Regions from separate parts of the Homo sapiens genome. Here region 1 is linked to region 2. The links are chromatin contacts, found by Hi-C in ENCODE. All regions are on one chromosome and are shown on one strand. Each heading gives the region's core, a stretch centred on a gene start or an enhancer-like site at or near the end of the contact. The rest is flanking DNA. Distances are from core to core; before and after follow the strand shown.

What was found. Hi-C counts contacts between places; a loop is a spot of excess contacts on that map. Pooled maps may share reads with other maps.
Region 1: a map with no recorded cell type shows a loop between it and region 2 (2.5-fold over the local background). The contact joins two enhancer-like sites. A Hi-C loop is called at or near these places in 2 of 37 single-sample maps with no recorded cell type and 2 of 50 pooled maps.

What each region holds. Positions count from the first base shown.
Region 1 is chr7:92,630,402-92,635,543 of GRCh38, forward strand. The region is part of intron 5 of CDK6 (cyclin dependent kinase 6); the gene reads right to left. Among named protein-coding and RNA genes, the nearest start is that of FAM133B, 43 kb to the left of the region's middle. RefSeq lists enhancers at 1,660-1,749, 1,860-1,909. Within about 2 kb of position 2,955, at least 14 of the 41 ENCODE cell types and tissues checked have a DNase peak (open chromatin) inside an H3K27ac peak, as active enhancers do.
Region 2 is chr7:94,046,740-94,051,528 of GRCh38, forward strand. All of the region lies in intron 1 of LOC130890646 (a long non-coding RNA gene), which reads left to right. Among named protein-coding and RNA genes, the nearest start is that of BET1, 45 kb to the left of the region's middle. Within about 2 kb of position 3,457, at least 4 of the 41 ENCODE cell types and tissues checked have a DNase peak (open chromatin) inside an H3K27ac peak, as active enhancers do.

The DNA.
Region 1 (5,142 bases), core at 1,705-4,204, 1.4 Mb before region 2:
TTTCCAAGGGCTGGGTTCCTAATGCATTATTGCATTTTAATTCTCACTCTAACCATGAAGTTAGGCGACTAGCAAGTACTGAAAAACTTTGCAAATGAAAGAAAGTTTTAGAACCAGGAAAATAAATCTGAGTCAAACTTCGGAAGCTATAATTCACAAGGGTGAAGACTTTATATTAGTATTATTAAAAAATTGGAGGCAAGTCAAGGATATGGTACCCCCATGGAATCACTCCTGTCACTATGGGCTTCTTTAATAGTCAGATATCGCAGGCTCAACACTCCGGGGAATACTGTCTTCTGTCTCTTCATATAACCACAGAGCTTGGATAACCCTTCTGCTCCCTTGTGGAAATTCTAGCTTTAATACTCACTATAGTTTAAATTGGGCTTAGCATTGAAAAACTTTAATGACAACATGCTGGAAGGTCATTTGGAGCAAGGGTGATGGTGTGGTGTGGAGACAGAATAGATGATTAGAGACGATCAGGGACACCTGGCAAAATGAGTGCCACTGATTAATTAGTGAGGCTCTGATTATTAACTGGGCTCAGGGCTTATCAATTGCCTTCACTCTGCAGCAGAACTCTGAACTAGAGATATCACTCGACCAAATTAGAACCTCACCATACCACATAATAAACTTATTCTGTCTCACAACTCCCAGTCTTGCTTTATACTGTGCCTTCCTGGGAGAGAAGGAAAAGCTTTACCAGGGAATTCGTTCATGAGTAGGAACCTTAGCACTGTTGTTCTTCAATACCTGGTCATTTGGGTAGGAGAGGGCCCAGGAATAGGGTAACCAACGAGCCCAGTTTGCCCAAGATTGTCCCAGTGTCAGTACTGAAAATGCTGTGTCCTGGGAAACCTCTCTGTCCCAGGCAAACTGGGATGGTTGGTCACCCTATCCAGGAGACTCAGAGCAAGAGGCTGTAGAAGACAGAATTTTTTAAAAAAATTAAGTTCTTTGTTATTTCAGTGGGGCAGGCTGTTTAAAAAAATCAAATGAGCATACCTCAAAACAATCAGAATGAAAGTGGTCCAGACAGACAGGTTTTATTCTCTTTTTTCCTAATAACTCACTGCTACTGTGTAATAAGGGACTAGACTGGGGGGAGTCCCCTCCTCATACCACAATTCAAGATGTTATTTCTCTCTTTCAGTAAATGACTTCGTAAAACTATACGCACCTTGCCTCTTTTGCAGGGAAAGAGCATTGCCTATGGTTAGGTCTACATGGTTAAATTAATAGTCTGCAGGAAGTGCTGGATCTAAGGAGGCAACCACAACTAGGGGGTCACTGGGGTGGAGCTACCTACACATATAGGATGACAAGGAGATTTCATCCAGTCTGGTTGGTAGCGATAGGCTGTAAGCTGGGTTGAGAATGATTCTGAAGTGCTGTGTAGGTGGAGCAAGAGAGAGTGCTACATTAATCAGTAACACACACCTCTGAAAATGAACTAGCTAAGTGAGTCAAGTTTTCTCTCATGATAGGCTGACTTCAAAGCAACATTGATACAAGGAATAAAAATTAGAAAATACAAAAGTAAGTCTGTCTAATAGAGACATTTCAACAGCAAATACTACATACATTACGGTAACTAAAATGTGGCTCTCAAAACTACTTCTTACTTTTAACCTCTGAATCCACTGGTTTTGTCTTCAATACAACATTTTTTGCCAAAGGGAGTCTTATGGGCTCTGTTGTGGGTGTGTCTTTGAGTATATAATTATCATCACCTCTATGCTCACACACCTTTCTCTTGCAAAAACTCTAATATTGACATCAGCCGGATGTCAGCAAAATGACATCTTTCTGAGGCTGAAGGTTTTCATGTTGCCTTTGGGGGAAAATAATCACTAGACATTTTCTGAAATGGAAGTGTCTGTTGGCTGAAGTGGCTTCTTTAAAAAGAAAAAAAGAAGCTTTGCTCAAAATGGAACCAAAAGTATCAGTCATAAAGCATTACAAATGATCTAAAAATATTCTCAAATTGGATTCAATCATTGGTTAAAAATAGTCCAAACACTGAAAGACTGATTTTCTCATTTTTTCCTTAAAAAATTATAATGTGCTCAACATATAAATAAGGGCTCTGGCCCTTGAATGTCAGTGATGTTGTCTACCAGTGTCTAGTATTGTGAGTTTAGTGTGGTGATTAATCAACAAAAGCTAGCATTTATTTTATCAGAATAAAATTTTACTGGCCCAACAGCAAGTTTAACTTTTTCAAAAAGCTTATTTACTGAATTTATATTTTGAATGATTCATCATGGGTACTGTTAAAAATAACAAATTATTGCATACCTATATCAAAACATCTCATGTACCCCATATATATCTACTATGTATCCACAAAAATTAAAAATAAAAAATTTAAAAAGTAACAGATTATCTTGATTATAAAATATATACGCATTGTGGAAAATTTGGAAAATAGAGTAAATAGATGAAAATAAATTACACAGCATCACTTCCATTCTTTTCTCTTTTTATATACAAATGGATATGATGGTATCTCTAAAGATCTTTTTTTTTTTTTTTTTTTTTTTCCAAACAAGCTAAGATGGCACCAATCCCAGGGCAGGATCTGAGTCTTGACTATAGTCCTTAGTTTTGAACAAGTACAGGGTGACAAGAAAGTGCATAACAAAGCTATGACTGAATAAAACTCAAATCTTGGTGAAGAAAAGAAATCAAGGACACATTAAAAAAACTATGGGTACACACATTTTCACTTCTTAGTTTATATCTTATGGCAGGGAGCAGGAGTAATCTTTTCTTTTTCCTTTATGAATGGTAAAGACAACTGGTATCCTGTCTGAATATAATATGCCTATCCAGCACACTTTGGGTAGAATCCAATGATGTGTGATAACTCAACAATTTGGTACAGGAAACAGAGCCCACAACATTCCTCAGAAATTTCACAGACAATCTAGACAGAACAGACCTATTTGAATAGGGTTTTTTGTTCAGTAATATTTGAAGGATGCAATTTTTCACGGTGGACACATTGGGTTTGTGACAGATGCAAATTCAGATATGAATAAAACACAATTAAATGATTCAGACTCTTGAACTGTGCTTCCACAGACCTGATTTCTGCATGGGCCAAACAAAGGAAAGTTGGTGTTTGACAACTGTGGATGACTCATCAGAGGAAGTTCTTACCATGTGGATGTGCTTGTTGAAATAAAGCTGGTTAACAAAGCTAGCCTTTTTTTTTTTTTTTTCCCTCTGTGGGCCAGCGAGGGTTTCATTTTAGGAAATGGAAGTGTCAATGTGGACAAACTGTTCTGAAGTATTTATAGCATAATGTAATGTGTTAGTTTCCTTAAACTGCCTTTGGACAAAGAATATGTGAATGGAAAATAAGATCTGAATTTCTAATACTGTCTTGTGTCATCTGAACTGTATTATGAGTATAAAATGATTTAGCACTGTGATATGTACACAGTGTGATAGGAATGTAGTGTAGCTACAGTGGGGTGTGCTAGTGGCTTTCCAATTAATTTTAAGAGCTCTTTTATTCATTAAGGATATTACACCTTTGTCATATTCATTCATTTTCTCCAAGATTATCACATGCTTTTTAACTTGGCAGTGTTTTTATTTTCTGATGAACAAAAGTTTTCAATTTTTATATAATCAAATATATTAGTATTTTTGTTTGTGACTTCTTAATGCTTTGAAAATATATCTCCATTCTAGGGTCACAGATACTTCCTATAGTTTCTTTATTCTTTTATGGCTTCACTTTTAATATGTAACTCTTTAAGCCATCTGTCATTTGCTCTGTGGTGAGGAATAGTGAGAATCTAATCAGGTTACCATTTTTCCCCCATGAAATTGACCAATTACCCTATTCTCATTTGTTGCATATGCCGTTCTGTCCTCCCAGATTTGTGATTTATGATAAATTGCATCACTTCCTAAATTAGGGTTTCAAGTCTCATTCTCTATTCTGTTCCATTAATGTCTGTCACTTCTGCTGGTACCACATTATTTTTATTACTGTAGTTGCATAATGTATTTTAGTGCTTGGTAGCAGGAGTTTCTCTTCATAACTTTTTTTTTTTGGTAACAAAAAATTCTTGGCTATTTTCACCAGTTTAACTCTTCCAAATGCATTTCAGGAAATCCCACTGGAATTCTGACTGGAGTTGCATAAACCTATGAATTAATTTGGAAACCTTTTATATCCTTACAACTATTCAATCTTCCTGTTCAGGAAAATGGAATATTTAATATCTTTCTAATAATCAAATATTCTCTATATCTAGGAAAGTCATTTTTATGTATCTCAATCAAGTTTTATAGTTTTCTTGATATGGGTTCTACACATTGACTTACATCCATCTACATTTTTGATTTTTATACTGGGAATGAGATGGAGCTGCTGCTAACTCTGGAGAAACTTACTGCTGATCTTTTATCTTTGGACATGATCCTGACTGTTCTCCTAAGTGATGGATTATCTTAGATTTGAAAAGTATAGGAAGTAAAGGACAAGAGGGACATGTGGGGGGATGTAGTAGAGTCTGTTTTATATTCATAGTGAGAAGACTCTGAACCTCCCAGGAGGGCTCTAAAGGTTAAAAAACATGCAACCAAAAGCACCGAGGATTAGTAAAAAGAAATAATGTGCAGTAAGTGCTCAGAGGGATGACTCATTGCATTGGATCATCTTTGGGAAACCACCTACTAAGCAGAATTTAGCAGCTAAAGCGTTATTTTTGGTGCACAGTTTATTGCTACTTCCTCTTGGGAAAAAAAGATTAATCCTAGCTCCCTAAAACACTTAAGAATGGTCACCCTGGCAAACCGGCCTGTCAGGTAACAATGTTGTTTCCAGATCAGGGCAGTGTTAGGTTCCCTGTAGGGATTTCTTCAGAACAAGGGAGAAGCACTTTACCACATGTTATGGAAAGGAGTATAGACCAGGAGACAGAAGATCCAGCTCTTAGTGCTGGCTCTGTAACTGATTAACAAATAAATCCCAGAGTGCAGGCAGGCCACTTAATCTCTGCTCATCTGCTAAAAAACAGATATCACAGCTTCTGTCGTACTCCATATCATGGAAGAAAATAACACAAAATAATAAACCATGTGAATGAAGCAGTTAAAACTGCTGAG
Region 2 (4,789 bases), core at 2,207-4,706:
CAGGCAGAGCTACAATCCTTAAGAGAAAGGGGGCACTGAAGGTAACCCTCACATTCACTAAGGTTTTTTTGTTTTTTTTGTTGTCGTTGTTTTTTGTTTTCTGGAAACAATTTCTGGACTGTGGTGCAGGAAAATGGAACCCATGCAGACAGTGATAGATAAAAATGCCATGACCTTTTTGTAATTTTGACACACATTTTTATAAAACGATATGCTCTTCATTAAAAAAATAAAGTTTTACTTGGAAATTGAGGCCTGACAACTCACAAGCAAACTAAAACATTTGCTTTTTCTCTGTTGGAATAATATCTTACTACATGTTTTAGAAGAAAAAAAATCTTTTCCTCTTCCACTTTTTTACCTTTGACTTCAGGAATTCTAATGCTAATTTCCAGGTGGATACATTGTAGTATATACCTTTTATTGTCTAATAAAATCAAACTTTTCCTAATTTCGGTCTCCAAGGAGAATGTATTGCTTTGGGCTTCAAATCAAGTTAACTGAAGGGGCAATATCTGAGAGCAATAGCAGACAAAGTACCTTCAAAGATAGCCGAATGAACTAACCAGTTGAATCGGATGCTGAGCATGTTGACCAAAGTGAAGACTTTAGGTTGACGCAACTGAGGTGGCATTGTTTTTCTCTTTACTCATTGGCTCAAAGTTTCAGCTCCAATTTGAGATCACTTTTAGATTGGGATTGTAAATTTTCACTACATATTAAAATGTAGTCAATCAGCAGCACAAGATGCAAGCTTCACCCCTGGGTGACACACATCCCTAATCTACTAGAGGTCATCAATGCCAAGGGGCAGCCATGGTTCATCTTCTGGGCTGCCATCTTACTTGAAGTTTGGAAGAAATAATGATTCCTTTTAGCTTCCATCCCACACAGACATACTGTGAAAATGCAAAAGGATACATGAACTTAAAGATAAAATCAGAAACTTAAGAAAGGGAGCCCCTTTGGTGCATATTTCTGACAGCCCACGGGGTCTGTGTTTATTCTTCCCTGACACTGGAGAGAAATAGTTTGAGAAGGAAGCGCACATGCTGTCACATCAGCCTGGGATTCAAACTCATCTCAGCCTCTCATTGACAGTGTCACTTGGGAGAAGTGGCCTAAACTCTCTGAGATTTACTCATATTTAAAAGGAGGAAACCAATATTTACCTCAAATATTGCCATAAATTAAAAAAGTGTGGTGGCAAAAACCTTCCTCTCCATGCCTGACTAGATGGTACCCTCTCTTCATTGTTCCTATCACCTAAAATTCTGTCATAATCACTTAGATATAAGTTTAAAAAAGGAGGGGGAATGGGAGATATGCTCTCAGGTTTGCTGCTCAAGAGCTAACTTTTCCTCTAGTTCTTTCACAATGATGCTGTCATACAGGCTGGGAAGAAGTCTACACTGACAACGCAGAGTACATCTCATATGTGGCTCTTGCCTAATGTACCAGGCCTGGAAATTGCCTTAGATTGCTTCTGTTTTCTCTACTGGGTGAAGCTGAGTAAAAAGTATTAAATATAAGTGCTATCCCAAAGTGCTAACTTGAGTAACTCTACAAAGAGTAGGGCAGGAGGGTGCATGAGGGGTCCAGTCAGGGGCTCCCAGGCGTTGTGGTGGAGTAAAGCATTAAGGGACAAATAGGATGACTGCAGAAGAATCTCTGGAAATATGTGGAGACAGTTGGGGCCAGGGACTTCATTGCTGTCCTGTCATCTGTGTCTGTCTGGTATCTGAGGGTAACTGTAGTGTGGAAGTGAAACGGGACAAAATGGTGGTGACAGGGAAGTGATCTCCAGAGCAGTGGTAATGGAAACTTCTTCCACTCAGGCGCTTCATAGATAAGGGCTCTTTGCAGGCTGGGAGTTTGTAATGTGGGGACTACTTAAAGAGCAATTTTTCAATGATATTTAAATTATTTGCAATTAATTTAAATTATTTGTGCAAATATGAAATTTAAATTATTTGTGCAAATATGAAATTCTTCTATTAATGATTTTGTCCTGAGTGCCAAGGAAACCAAGAACACCAAAACAAGGCAAGACTCTAAAATTATCATTTATCTGTTCCTCATTCTTTCAGCAATATTTAACATGTCCCAGGCACTGAGAATATAAAATGAAAAGCCCAGTGTCTGCCCCCAGGAATATGTATTCTGCCTAAGACAGTATAAGACATAGTCATTCACTTTTTAAAAGCATGTATGAATATGCAATGTTTGTCTTTCTGTGCCTGGCTTATTTCACTTAACATAATGAGGACATAGAGAGTAGAAGGATGGTGAGCAGAGGCTAGGAAGGGTAGTGGAGGGCTGAGGGGAGAAGAGGGCATCATTAATGGGTACAATAAAATAGAGAGCAAGAATGAATAAGACATACTATTTGATCTCGCAACACGGTGACTATAGTCAATAATAATTGTACATTTTAAATAAATAAAAGAGTATAATTTGGATTGTTTGTAACACAAAGGATAAATGCTTGAGGGGGTGGATACCCCATTCTTCATGATGTGATTATTTCACCTCGAATGCCCCACAAATATATACACCTACTATGTACTCACAAAAAATTAAAAATAAGAATATGTGAAATTTATGTTCTAAGTATTCTTTCTCATTAATGTAAAAGCATATGTCACCCATTATTTTTCATCTTCTGATTTCTCAAAGCCCAAGGTCATCTCTGGCAGTATTTTTAAGAAATTAATAATAATAATAAATATTTGGCTCAATTCTAAACTTATAGAACCAGAATTTCCGCTTTTGAGGCCCAGAAAGTTGCTTTTTTAGCAGACTCCCAATGTGATCTTTTGTAATTAAAATTGAGAACTATAGCTGACTTTCTCTTTCTTAACATTGCCCCTTATCGTAAGATAGACACTGAGAACTTCAAAAGCGAAAACAGAAAAGATCACATCTGCCATGAAATTTCCAAATAGTCTTTCTTAAGTATGTGTTGATGCATAAACTGATTTGTTTTGACTGATTTTATCTGTGAGGCCAATCCACAAAACAGTCATGTCAATCAAAAAGTCATTTCCTTTTGTTTGCGTTTTAACATTCGCCAGCCTGGGGCTTGTCACAGACAAAGGTTACCTGATTACATTACCGTGGCAGGCAGGTGGGTGACTTCTGTAGGAGCCATACCAGAGACATCCATCAAAGGAGAACTTTTCAGTGGGCAGATCAGTACTTAATGAAAGTGCCAATGGCTTTCACAGACAAGTTTATCTGGACTCCTCTTAACTCTCTTGATAATAAACATCCCATCTTCTCTCAATAAATAGTCTTTCTTAATTTCTAAGTAGGCAAAGGTAATCAGGTCTAAGAGGACCAAGTATATTTTTTGAGGGGTGGGAAGGGAGAGGTACAGAAGCTTTGTTCCCTGGCATTTGAAAGGAGGAACAGGGAGGCTGGCAAGCACTGGGGTTTCCAATGTGGCTCCCAGAACCAGGCAGGTACAGATTCGACTCTCGCTTACCATGCCAGCTGGGGCATTCAGTGTAGCCAAGCCACAATTTCCTCATTCTGAAATTGAGGAAGTAAAAATAACTAACATTTACTGAGTGCCTGTCATGTGCCAGGTCCCCTCTCACTGAGTCCTCCCAATACCTCTGCAATGGAGAGGACAGTATGCCCGTTTAACAGGTGATGAAGTTGGGGGACAGAGAACTACTTCAGAGAGATTTTGACGGCACTAACTATGATAATGTTTGGAGTGCTTAACACAGACCTTAATATTTATAAATGCTGAAGACTCCTATTATGAATTTATTAAATTAGCCTTATTTTTCCTTTTTAAGCCCTTTCTGATAATCATTTCAAAATTCACAGCCCCTTTGGTGTGGGCCCTTGGGCCAGCTAATTCATTAAGATACATTGTCTGGGCACAGTGGCTCATGCCTGTAATCCCAGCACTTCGGGAGGCCAAGGCAGGCGGATCGTTTGAAGCCAGGAGTTCAAGATCAGCCTGGGCAACATGATGAAACACCATCTCTACTACAAATACAAAAATTAGCCAGGCATGGTGGCACACTCCTGTAATCCCAGCTACTCAGGAGGCTGAGGCATGAGAATTGCTTGAACCCGGGAGGGTGAGGTTGCAGTGAGCCAAGATCTTGCCATTGCCCTCCAGCCTGGACAACACAGTGAGACTCTATTTCAAAAAAAAAAAAAAAATGCATTGTCCAAATGCAGACTGGGCTCACTCTTCATACTTCAAAGGAAGAATGCATGGAGCTTCTAAAGTTAGTTCCAGGAGATAGAACCTATTATCTCCACAGTATATGACTCTCATTACACTGGGCAGGACCAGAAAGCACCACAACCAAGAAGAAGTTTTTTTCTGAAAACAGTACTAATCAGTCATTTTGACTACTTCCGAGGGACACATAGTGGGTGCTTTGGTTGGTTTTGAGGAGCTTTGGGTAACTGATCCAAATATGAGTTCCATTGGTTGGTTGCTCCCAGAGAGGTAGAGCAAGAAGCAGTGTGGCATAGGAAAAGAGCCAAAGCTCTTTCAGGTGCTTGGGAGAGGAAACAGAGCTGGAGCTGAATCCTGATCTCTTTCCCTCCACTTAAGAGTTGAGTGATCCTGGGAAAGCTACTTCAAGTGCTGAAGCTAGAAGTACCTCATAGGGTTATTTTGGAAAAGAAAACAAGAGGACCTATAGAAAGGTTCCAGCACACTGTCTGCCACACAACAGTTGCTCAGTAAATAAAAATTAATTATCATGATTAGTTTTATTATTAAGACTAGCTACCAATGATAACATTGTAA